Regions from separate parts of the Mus musculus genome. Here region 1 is linked to region 2. The links are chromatin contacts, found by Hi-C in ENCODE. All regions are on one chromosome and are shown on one strand. Each heading gives the region's core, a stretch centred on a gene start or an enhancer-like site at or near the end of the contact. The rest is flanking DNA. Distances are from core to core; before and after follow the strand shown. Region 1 holds the start of Donson (downstream neighbor of SON). Region 2 holds the start of Synj1 (synaptojanin 1).

Region 1 (6,003 bases), core at 1,678-4,177, 680 kb before region 2:
GCCTCCTGAGTGCTGGGATTAAAGGGGTGTGCCACCACCACCCGGCCAGTCAGTGCTCTTAACTGCTGAGCCATTTCTCCAGCCCCTCTCCAGATCTTCTTATTTATTGTTATTTTTCTTAATATGGATATACTATTGATTGCTAGTAACATAGTATGTTAGTTACATTTTTGTTGCTACGGCAAGCACCATGACCAAAAGCAGTTTATGGAAGGGTTCAGTTGGGCCTACAGTTCCATAATGGCTGGGAAGCCTTGTCATCAAGATAGGTGAGAGAGAGGGAGAGAGAGCGAGCAGTAAGCAGGGATGAGGCCAGGCCATAGACCATCAAAGCCTGCCCCGGTGAAGCGCTTCCTCCAACAAGGATGCACCTTCTAAAGGCTCCATAACTTCTCTAACACCAACCGGGGCTGATTCTTCAGACTCAGGAACCGGTGGGGGACATTTTTCATTAAAACTGCCACAAATAGATGCATATTAACTTGTTTTTTTTTCTCATTTTTGAAACAAATAAAAGAATTTATGGAAACAAGTTGAACCTGTTACCAACCGGATCAACTGATGAATGTTAACTCCCTGTGAGAGCTGAAATGCTGACTATACCGCGTGCATAATGCTTAAGTGAAGAAGACCATGGCACCCCTGACCAGCTCCGTGCTGACTGGCTGGCTGGCTGGCTGGCTGTCCTTACCACTCGCCTTCCAGCGCTTGTGTTCCTGTCACACCTCAGATACTGCTAATCATCCCGTTGCTCTAGCAGTGACTGACAGTTTTAGTAGCTGTGGTGCCACTTTGAATTTGAAAGTGCAAAGCTATATATAAAGAAAAAGGAGTCCTGCCCAGCATCTTGAATGGTTTCTTTACCCCTCTCTGCTAAGTTGAACCTTAACAATCCTTCCATTTACGTATCTTAAAAGATGTGATGGAGAAGTTATCAGCTGGTGTTTTCAGGTATGCTAAAACAAAAAACTAAATCATCATTTTTCAATTCTCAAAGACATAAAGAGTTTGTATTCATTCCAATTTTATGGTATATCTAGTACTTGTATATATTTTTTTTAATTCACTGTAGACAAATAGCTGTTCTTTCATGTTTCTCAAAATGTGTCTGCTTGTGCACCTGTGAGGATTGCCACAGAGAGAGGATCTTGTGCTTTTTCTCCCCCACACCCCTACCCCCATTCTGTTGTGTGTCTCTCCTTTCTCCTTCCCCTCTAGCCAAAGAATTTGAAATAATTCAGAGCTTGACAAGGTTGTTTAAATTGGGATTTTATATCAATTATAAAGTAAGAATTAGATAAAGGGACTGAGTAGTATATTTTTTCTTTCAAAACCTAAACACTTTTAGCCCAGTGTTGTGGCACACAGCTGTATTCAAGGCACTTGGAAGGCTAAGAGTCATGAGTCTGAGGCCATACTGGGCTAGCTAACAAGACAAACCCAGTTTTAAAAAAGAAAGAAAAGGGGGGAAATTACTACTTCTTTAAGCCACAGAAATATTAATGAATGCATTTGTAATTTCTGTTTGGATTTTTCTTTTTAAGATAGCTATCTAGCTCAGGCTGGCTGACCAGCAACTTGCAGAGGTTCACCTGCCTCTGCCTCGCCAGTGCTGGGATTAAAGGCTCGAGCTGCTTGTGTTAGATAAAGGAAAATAAGCAAATGTGTGGTCTACTGCATCCTGCGTGCTGTGCTCCTCTGTGCCTGTGCCTGACATCTCGAATCATTTCCCTCCTCAGGCCTCTGCTCGATGAGCCCATCCCACTGTATGAGGCAAAGGTTTCCATGGAAGTTGTTCAGAAAAATCAAGAAAGAAAAAAGCAAGTCGTTCAATTTTAATTCTCTTCCCTGATCTCAGTCGGATGCACCCACACCAGTGGGGGAAGCCAGTTTTCTTTGGAAATTGTTGAGAAAAACCAAGGACGATAAAGCAAGATTTTATATTTTTAAGCCTGTTTTCCTGCCACAGTAAGATGTTTGGTTATTTGACATATTTGAAAAATACTTCCAAAATTAATGTGCAAACAATCCAGATAATTTTTTTACCATCTGAAGGGGACATTCCAAAAGCTTCTTTTAGTTATTGTATCTGTACACTTTGCCTCTGCTATAAAATTCTTTCCATTAAGAAAACTGCTTTCAGCAAAAGCTACACTATTCTAGCAAATACATCTGTCACATGCTTTTGCTATACCAAACGTCATTTGATTTTGTTATCAACTTCATTCTCAACACCTTCCTTAACAAACCGTTGATGCCATTATTTTAGCATTTGTACTTTCCGACTTCAAAGTATCTAATCCACTGGCATTTAAAATGTTTTTAAATATTCATTCACTCTGAATTTCTCCGAGATCATACGGAATCATAGTACCTGGTCCTGTAGTAGTGACGGCATTTGCATAGAGGGCTGCGGTGGTCGGGCACTGGGGACAAGGGTGGAAGAGTTGGCCTGCGGCTAGCCTGAAGCTGGCGGACATTTCCCCCTCGTGGGTACTGTGTTGAGCTCGGCCCATCACCGTCTCTCTCAGAATGATATTGCGGCTTCTCACGGAGAGAAGTAACTGCCCATCACCACCAATCAATGTGTTGTTTGCTGTGCATTCATGCTCCGTACCCGGGGCTGACACTACGCCCGCTGCCGAGTTGGTACTGTTAATCCCTTTTCCGAGCCCTACCGGGTGCCGCGCGCCGCCGTCGCGTTCTCAGCGACGCCGACCTCGCAGCAGGAGAGCCGCGAGCTGCGCGCGCCCGGCCGGAAGCGGCCACCGGGAAATCTGTTGGGCGGGGCGGCACGGCCTGGCACGCATGCTCCGTCGGGGCGGGCCCGTGGCGGGGCGGGGCCTCAGGAGCCTCCAGTCCGTGAGCAGCGCGGGGTCTGGGCGGGGCCGGGGCGCGCGGGAAGCCCCGGCAGGGCTGCGGAGCTGCCTCGGTGCTGCGCAATGGCTGTCTCGGTGCCCGGCTACTCGCCTAGCTTCAAGAGGCCGCCTGAGACCGTGCGGCTCCGCCGGAAAAGGTCTCGGGACCATGGTGCCGCCGTGCCCGCCTCACTGCCGGAGCCCGCGCCCCGCCGCGCCGCGCTGGCGGCTGGGCTGCCCTTGCGCCCCTTCCCGACCGCCGGCGGCAGAGGAGGCGCCGCCGCGACCATCGCCCGCAGGAACCCTTTCGCTCGCCTGGACAACCGGCCGCGAGTCTCGGACGAGGCCAGCGAAGAGCCGCTCCGCGGTCCTCAGGGGGCGTCGGGCCCGGTGAGTCTCCGCGTCCCGCAGCCGGGCGTCAGGGGTGGGAATGGGCGCGAACAGCCGCCGCAGGCTGATGTCCTGAGCTGGGGCGGGGGAGGGGGTGGCTGCCCTCTCCTGTAAGAAGGACTTAGGGATGGATACCCAGGAAGGTGGCTCGAATAGTCCTCCGAACTGTGATGGAAAGCCACAGAATCTGCCTTCTCACCATCCTTTCAAGACCTTTTTCTCAGGCACTTGAAATTACTGTGGACTGTTGAAGATAAATCGGGTCAGAATTTACAAATGTTGGTTTTACTCATAAAGCTTTTTTGGAACTTTTGGTCTAAGATTTTTGTATCAGTTATTAAATGCGTCAAAGTCTGGCCTTTCCTCCCGTTTAGATAAGTTCAGGCACAAATCTGCAATGAAACATGGTACTGTATGGATGTGAGCTCCCACTCACTCTCCTGAGAACCTGGTGTGCCAGGTGAGCCCTTACATAGTTCACATTCCCTCATCGCTTAGGTTTTAAAAGGACCACTCTTTTCTTAACCTCAGCTTCTAGATTCTAATGAAGAAAATAACTTGCTGTGGGAGGACACATCATCTCATGAAAGAACTGGCACGGAACTGTCCCAGGTACTTTTAAAAATTACATTTCTAGTTTGTGCCACAATTGTGTGTGTAGAGGCCAGTCCCTCCACTGTGTGAGTAGAAGGATTGGACTCAGGTTGTCAGGCAGGCCAGAAGCAAGTGCCTCTACCTTCTGAGCCATCTCAATGGCTCACTCTAGGAAATACTTTCAAAGGGCTGAATATAATGTATATTCTAATAAACATACTTCTCAAAAGCTTTTCTCTTGAAAAAATGAGTTCCAGGAATGAATTCAAAGTCTGGGACTGAACCTCAGTTTGTAAAATGCTTGCCTAATGTTCAAAGACCTCAGGGCTGGATCCCCAGGAATTCCATGAATTACATGGGACATGATGCTGTACACTTAGAGCTGTCTCACTGGAGTGAAGGAGGGATTGCCAGGCCTTTGATAGCATCCTCAGATGCAGAGACAGTTGAGGCCAGCCTGGGACACATGAGAACCTTCTCTGAGAAGAAAAGAGAAACTTGAGAGTGATTATTTCTATACAGGTGTTTTGATACTAGACATGGGCTCTGGTGGCCAAAGCCTGCTTTGTGCTGGGGATCAAGCTCAACACTTCCCACAAGTTGAGAAACAGTCTGCCCTCCCTTGCTCATAGTTACAGGTAGATGCATTTTTCCCCACTGGGAACAGGCTGAGAGTGCCCAAGATTCATGCTAGTGTTCACATAGTCAGCTTCTCTGACAGGATCTTTGTATGATGTTCCCTAAGGAAGTCCTTCTGGAGTGGACAATACGGACTTGTGCAGCTAGTTGACTATAATTGTTTTTTCTTTGTATTTTTTTTAAAACTGAAGGTAATGTTTTTAAAACCCTTTAAAAGTTCTACCAAGATGGCTAAGCCTAAAGAAAGAGCTGTTGTCTCTATACTATTGTCTCAGTAGTTCTGAGCCTTACAAGATACTTTTTAAATACTAAGAATGTAAGTGGGCTTAGAGGCAGAGGCAAGTGGATCTTTGCATTTGAGACCAGCCTGGTCTATAAGAGTGAGTTCCAGGAGAGCAAGCGCCATGCAGAGAAACTCTCTCTTGGGGGGTAGAGGATGGGTACTGGAAACATTTCTACTTTGCTGTCTGTAGTATAGAAATATGAAAACTCAGAAGTGAGCCAGGACCCTCCAGCCCCGCCCCACCTGGCTTTATTCACTTATGTCCTCTCGGGTCAGTTCTCTTCCTCCGACTCAAACTGTCAGGCTTAGTGGCACGTGCTATTACCCAGTGAGTCATCTCTGTGCTCTGAGACCTCTCAATAGCTTAGTTTTCCTCCCTCTCGACTTGTCAGGTATAATCCATTTTTAATATTAGACCATTCATAAATTTTGACATTTAGCAAACAGGAGTAGAACTGATAAGTCTTTATTAAAAGGTTTTCCTTGAAATAGTAATTTTTGTGTTCTTTGTTTTCCTAAGAGTCAACGTGTATCGTTGTCTGAATCGGACACTTGGTCGTCAGATGGTACTGAGTTACCTGTGGACTGGAGTATTAAAACCCGACTCCTTTTCACCTCTTCTCAACCCTTTTCCTGGGCAGATCATCTGAAAGCACAGGAAGAAGCCCAAGGACTTGTCCAGCATTGTAGGGCAACAGAAGTGACTTTACCCCAGAGTATACAGGTAAGTCTGAAATGAAGGAGCCTGAGAGGAAGGGGTGTGTGTGTGTGTGTGTGTGTGTGTGTGTGTGTGTGTGTGTGTCTGCGTGTCTGCACATTGCAGGTATCAGGACGACAGAGTCTAAGGATCTAGTTTTGTGTCCCAGTCTTTCCTTCTCTGCCTTGTTGCCTTGAAACAGGAATTGTATGAGCTTAGGGCTCATTTTCTTTAGCGAGTCTGGTGGCGTGGTCAGCCCAGCAACTCTCCTGGCTCCACTCTCCTCAGTCCTGAGGTGACAGTCAGGCACAGGATAATCTCAACTTGTTGCCTGGGTCCCGAGTTCCAAACTCAGGTTCCTGTAATGCTGTTAATCCAGCCCCTGTCAACCTAGGCTAGTGTTCAAATGAAGTGTAGAAGGCTCTTTCCTTCCTCAACGTAGCATGAGCTGTTCTTCTGACATGTGCAGAGTCCAGAAGTTGACGTCATTTCTCCCGAAAGGTACTTTCACTTCCTGTTTGTCAGGTTAAGAAGTGCTCAGT
Region 2 (6,259 bases), core at 670-3,169:
ACCACAACAGTCTACCAGATATCCAAAACTTTTTTAGACTCGGGTCACCCAGTCATCTGTCGTTTGCTAGCGACAAGAATCAGGGTATGAGCATTCTGACAGCCTCACCATTGCTCAGTTCCAGTCAGCACAATTGGCTTCTTTGCAAAGCTTTAGACTGTGCCTATATATTTTGAGTTAGTCTACTATAGACACTGGTTTGCTAAAACGTGCAGCTACTTGGATATGTTGTAACAATAATAAATAGAAAAGGGACAATAAGGAATGTTCAAAGGTCACTAGTATGCTTTTCAAATCTTGGGTTTATTTTATAATTAAAAATGTATTTTGAAAGGACTTGGGAAAGCTAAGACCTACCACTGCTGCTTTAGCTTAATTTGAAGAAAGACATTATAACAGAAGCTTGGACCTCCGCTTTCTTAGTTCAGGATACCAAGAATAGGCAGAAGGCTGGCTTTAGAAAGCGCTTAGTGCCATGATTTCCACCTTGACAAAGAGTTTTTGGTGTAGTTTCACAGGGATTCTTGGTGTGAAAAGAATGATGGGGTAAGCAAGTTTGATTACAGCTCCACTTGGGGTAATTTCAGTTGTCATAAAAAGGTTCATCCCTAGGGCTGGGGATGCCCCCCAGCTTGTAGAATGCCTGCCTGGTACGCATGAAGCTTTGGGTTCAGTCTGTCACCACGTAAACCAGGTATGGTTGGCACACTAGCCTGGGCTCTGTGCTACTTTGTCTCAAAAAACAAAAGCTACCTCCAAAGTACTACAATTCAGTGGCCAGCTCTCCTGAACCCGTTTTTGTCGGTGCATGTCATATACAGTCATCACACTTAAGAAAAATCCCACTCTCAAACATCCCTGTTTTATTTAAAGGACTGTCCCCACCTGAAATGGACACTTCTTGGGAGGGAAAAATGGCTAACCACAATTCACAGCAAGCAATTGTTATTATAAGCTTGTGGTTACTGTAACCACAACAAAAAAGTAAAAGTTGTTCTTAGGAGACTAAGTGAAAAGATCTAAGAACTGAATCCAAGTGTGTATCTCCTTGGCTGGAGGTGGCTTCTCTTGTGTTTAGTTTGCTTTTAATATTTTAAAACTAGGGTGGATTTGTCTTCTCTAAAATAGAGAAGCGTTGAGTCACATGACAGCATGTTAGAGGAAATGTTTTTATGCAATACGTCATATTTAAATTGTGCTTTTGGGAAGAAAGTAAAAAGGGGAAGAGGCTAGGGGAAAGCAAAGGCAAATGGAACATGATTGCCGTGCTCCTTGGATTCTCAATTCCTCTCTAAAGCCCCAGGGACTACAATGTCCTCCCATTTTTGTCTCTGAAGTATAGGCAGAATAATTCTGCTGGACACAAGTTTTAGACATAATGTCTCGTTTAAAAAGATAGTTTGAAACAGTGTGATGCCCTTAGTTATAAAATTCCACGGCTGGCAAATCGACAGTGACAGCCATGTTTTGTTTGACTGCCTGGAGTTTCTGGTTGCTGGCTTCCCCCACTCTCCACTGCATTCGGTTGAGCACTCTTCCATCGCCCCTGGAGCTCGGAGAACACACTGAAACAGCCAGGGAACAGCCTCCTGCTGCCTCCCTGACGACAGACACCATGGACAGCTCTTCGAGCGCCACCCAGCCGGCGCGGGGTGCACACCGTCCCCCGCCTCGCACTCGCCCATCGCCCATCAGGTCTGCGGAGGCGGCAGGGGGTGGTCCTGATGCCCGACTCGAGCACGAATCAACACGGGCTCCCCCAGCTCTTTCCTGAAGTCCCTCCCTGTCGCCCGCGGGGAGGGCAGAGCTACAGGGCTCCACGCGAGGAGGACGGACCCTCCCTCTGCCGGCTCCCCTGGCCGTGCCACCTTCCCACTCCCGGGGCGACGGAGGCTCGCTTCACGGACCCAGGACGCGGCGGCCGCAGGAACCCGGTGACCAGTAAGCGCCCTGCTCGGCAGCACGGTCCCGCGTGGGCGGAAACGGCTCCGCCCTTTCACCCTAAGGGGCGGGCCTTCCGCCTGGGCAGCGGCGCAATGCGGAAGAGCTGGACCTGCTGGAGCGGAAGTGACGCTTCGGGCGGCTGTAGCGGCGGAGGCTGCGGGAGAAGGAGGAGGAGGAGCCGGAGGAAGAGGTGAGGCAGCGGGCGGGAGGGCGGGGGGCGGGGAGCGGCCCGGGCTCTACCCAGGGGCAGCCGGCCGGCCGGGTGGACGCTTCCTGAGCGGTGGCGGCCGTCGCAGCCGGGTCGCAAGCGGTGAGAGGCGGCCGAGGGCCGAGGGCGGCGGGTTGTGTGGAGACCCCGGGGCTGCGGGTGGCTTGCCGTGACAGCGGCTGTCACCCAGCGGGCGGGAAAGGACCCCGTCGGCACAGGCTCCCGGGTATCTCTGGCGGTGCGTAATGGAGGCGCTGAAGCGCCCGGTGCCTCAGTTCCCCCCGGCTCCCCGGGATCTCGTTGAGTGGCGGTGGGATCCATTCGTCACGGTGAGCTTCGTGACTGGGCAGGAGGCGGCAGTCACCTGTGTGGCTTTCCCTGCCCTTCGCCGCCGCCCTGGAGAGTCCGCGGTGTGATAATCCCGTCCCTCTCCGGCCCCCTCAGGAGCTTTGAATCAGCCTGATTAACCTTCCCTCCCATCCCCTTGCCCATTCCGCCTAGGGATCGGCTTGAAGTTTCCCCATCAGTTCCCTTCCCGTAGTGACAGATCGTGAAGCAGGAAGCCGATAAACAACCCCAACTGAAAATACGCTACAGATTTTCCCTTTGGGGAAACATAAATTAAATGGGAAATCCACCTTATCCAAATCAGGACCGACGGTGCTAAAAACCCCTGCCTTGTCCTGCCGTATCTTGAGAACTGGACGCGTTTCCTTTTGCCTTTTGGTTAAGAAAAAAAAAAAAAAAGGTGACGCCTTATCTTTTGGAATAAACCGTTCACCCCTGAGCTCTCTTTTTCTCTACCCCCAACCCCCATCAAACTTGTCAGTGAGGGACCTCAGGAGGACGCCTAGCAGTCCTTGCAGCAGAAGGAAACCTCAGGTGCATTGACTTGGTTTCCACAGGGCTGCCTCTGAAGAAAGGAGAATGGCGTTCAGCAAAGGATTTCGAATCTACCACAAATTGGATCCCCCACCGTTCAGCCTCATAGTGGAAACTAGGCATAAGGAAGAATGTCTCATGTTCGAGTCTGGGGCTGTGGCTGTGCTCTGTAAGTCACGTGTTTTCACCTGCCCGATTCTGATCTCTGTTTTGGTTGTAACTCGCGAGTTCAACAGTTTATAAAAAAAAGGTTCTTGAGAACCTTCTCCCTGAATTTGATCTTCTGAGCTTTAGCGTACGGGTTTGTGCTTTGGCTTAATTTGAATGAAGCCTTATTTTCTGTAAACTGAGATAGCTTAGGGTTTTTATTGGGGTGATGGTGGTGCAGGGCGGTGCAGATTTTGCTGCTGGGAGTTTGTTTTCCATCTGTTCTGCTTCTAGAAGTTTATCTTTTTGTAAAATGGTGTTGCAATTTTGTCTTTATCACATTAACCCAATAAGACAGCTTGCATCTCCTGTTATACCCAGAATTTTGTTAGTCAGATTTAATAGGAATGGTATGATCTGTGCATCATACATCAAACCCTTATTTGTTTATTTATTTATTCAGGTGTCCCTTGTGCTCATGTGTGGTATTGGTGGGTCAGATTCAGGGCTTCAGTCACTCTAGGCAAGTGCTGACCATCCGCTTCTCCAGCCTAAGCTTTTATATCTTTAATAAGAATTGCAGACAGCTCCTAAAATATTTCATGTGACATATGTGCTTGATTTCATATTATTGAAAAATGACCTTTATTTTAAAAGGATTACTTATTGTACCACACAAAATGATGTTTGGGTAAATTTGTGGCAGATAGATGAAAATAAAAGGACTAATTCACATTGTGTTTCGTTCATTTTTTTTTTTTTAATTTAGTCATTTATTTGTGTGTAGGTAGGGGACAAGTGGAGATCAGGACAGCTTCTGGGAGCTCCTCCTACTATATAGGCCCCAGGGATTGAACTCAGGTCTTCAGGCTTGGTGGCAAAAGCTTTTTACCTGCTGAGACATCGAATGTACCCCATGCTTCATTCTTAATACAAGACTGGGGCAGACAACCCCAGTTTGGGATTGTCTCAAGTATTTGTTTTAAACAGATTTTCTAATGGTAACTACTTGTTCTTTTATTATTATTATTATTATTATTATTATTATTATTAATTATCATTATTACTTTAACAGTCTATTAGAGTTATAGCTGGGACCTTCATGATATAGCCAATGCCACTGAATTCCAGACCACCACCCCCTCCCCCTTCTCCTGAGTGCTGAGAATACAGGTGTGCACTACTGTGCAGGATTGACCTTAGGGCTTCATACATGCTAGGCGAGCACTCTGCCAACTGAACCACACCCCCAGCCCTCTTATATTTTGCTCAGACTGTTTATTGAACATGATGTTTGGACTTAAGAGATGGTCAGTTGGTAAATGCTTGCCATGTGAGCATGCAGGTCTGAGTGTGATCTACAGTCCCTTCATGAAAGCCTGGCAGGGCGTCACATGCTTATAATCCCAGCACTGGGGAAGCAGAGGCAGGAAGGTCTCGGGGATCTCTGGTCAGCTGTTGTGGTCAAGTTTCTAAGATCCAGATTTGGCATAAGAATCTAACTCAGAAAATAATATGGAGAGCAATAAAGGAAGATGCTTAATCAGTCTCTGGCCTCCACGCACGCGCACGCACGCACGCGCGCGCTTAAATGACATATTTACTAGTATAAGCCTTAAATAGTTTAAATACTGCTCTTTAGACTCAATAAGAGCATAAAATCCAGACTTATGCATATATGATTTCTATGTTGGTTCAAGTGTAACCTGACTGAAATAGTAAAATTTTATTCTGGTAGAGAAAATGATAGTGACATAATGAACAACCCTTAAGCAAAGATTAGTATATAACAAATGTCTGTATTCTTGGTGTTTCCAGTAATATGATTTAAAGGGAGAGACAAGGGGCAGACACAATCTAAGAAAAAGTTTAAGTAATATTCAGTATGAACTTCAGTGTTCCAAATTGGTTTTTATGTTATGTTTTATTAAAGCATATTGGTTATGTTTTAATAAAATGAAAAATGCCATGCTCCAGTGTTAATCTCCATAATGTGTGTCATACTGTAGATGTGCTTATAGTATTGAACACTGAAATAAAAACATGAGGCCGGAGGGGCTTGGCTAGTAATGTAAACTGTTATCAGCTGCTTGTGTTTGGTTGACATTACTTGATGTATTAATGTTGTCTAGATACAGTTACAAATGGGAAGTCACTGCGGACTTGCAAGTTATGACTTTACCTGTTTTCAGAATTATTGCTGTGTGTTAAAAAAAAATAATCATACTTCTAAAACCTCAGTAGTTTTTATGCCAAATAAGGCTTTTTAAAAGGCTCAAAAACATCTATTGGGTTCATTAATTATGAAGTAGAATAACATTACAATATTCTTAACAATTTATTTTCAGCGCTGAGAATTGAACGTAGGTACTGTGTGTTAAGCATTCTACCACCAAGCTATAGCCATAGCTTAATTGCTTTTAATTCTGTTTGTCTTCATTGGATTTAAGCTATGTGAGTAATTCTCAGACAGCACAAACGTTTGAATACTGCTTCTCTTTGTAACACTAACAGAAATGGATACATATTCTCTTGGATGTGTTATTTTTTCCTATAAACTCTACAGCAACACTTAACTATATTTTGATTTGACTTTTTAATCCATACATAAAAATTACACATGTAGCTACAACCCATGCTGTTTCAATACATTTATACATTATATAATGTTGAAATGGTATTAGACATTTGAAATTTATGGTAAAAACATGCAAAACCCTTTATCCTAGTTTTCATAAAATATACAGAACAGTGTTAGATAAATTGGCTTATAAAATTAGTTAGGTTCTAGGTTGCATTGCATGTCTGTAACCCCAGTATACTCCAGGCACAAAGATCTTGTATTTGAGGCTATCCTCAATATACTGTCACACACACACAAAACAAACTTGGCATTTAATTTGGAGTGATAGCAAAATAGATGTTGTCCTGCATAATAAAACAACCTGCAGAATTTCAAATGCCTGCTGTACTCAGGGACTGTCTGGAAGATCTGGGTGTGTCCTCTTCACTGTCACCATTCCCGACCCGAGAAGCCTCAGGGCACACTGCTTATCAATCTGCAAGAAATGTTCTCTG

Evidence for each region. Hi-C counts contacts between places; a loop is a spot of excess contacts on that map.
Region 1: a loop to region 2 is called in a map of T-helper 2 cell, with 4 times the contacts of the local background. The contact joins the promoter of Donson here to the promoter of Synj1 in region 2. A Hi-C loop is called at or near these places in 3 of 37 maps with a recorded cell type or tissue (T-helper 17 cell, T-helper 2 cell and left cerebral cortex).

What each region holds. Positions count from the first base shown.
Region 1 is chr16:91,685,652-91,691,654 of GRCm38, reverse strand. Donson (downstream neighbor of SON) reads left to right here and starts at 2,927. Exons shown (of 10, transcript NM_021720.1): 1 at 2,927-3,248; 2 at 3,780-3,860; 3 at 5,285-5,488. The coding sequence starts at 2,943. It overlaps Cryzl1 (crystallin, zeta (quinone reductase)-like 1), which reads left to right. Exons shown (of 13, transcript NM_133679.2): 12 at 906-951; 13 at 1,740-2,333. The coding sequence ends at 1,839. It overlaps Gm10785 (predicted gene 10785), which reads right to left and starts at 2,757. Exons shown (of 6, transcript NR_040389.1): 1 at 2,375-2,757.
Region 2 is chr16:91,006,968-91,013,226 of GRCm38, reverse strand. Synj1 (synaptojanin 1) reads left to right here and starts at 1,919. Exons shown (of 32, transcript NM_001164483.1): 1 at 1,919-2,134; 2 at 3,058-3,203. The coding sequence starts at 2,037. It overlaps 4930404I05Rik (RIKEN cDNA 4930404I05 gene), which reads right to left and starts at 1,978. Exons shown (of 3, transcript NR_028368.1): 1 at 1,908-1,978.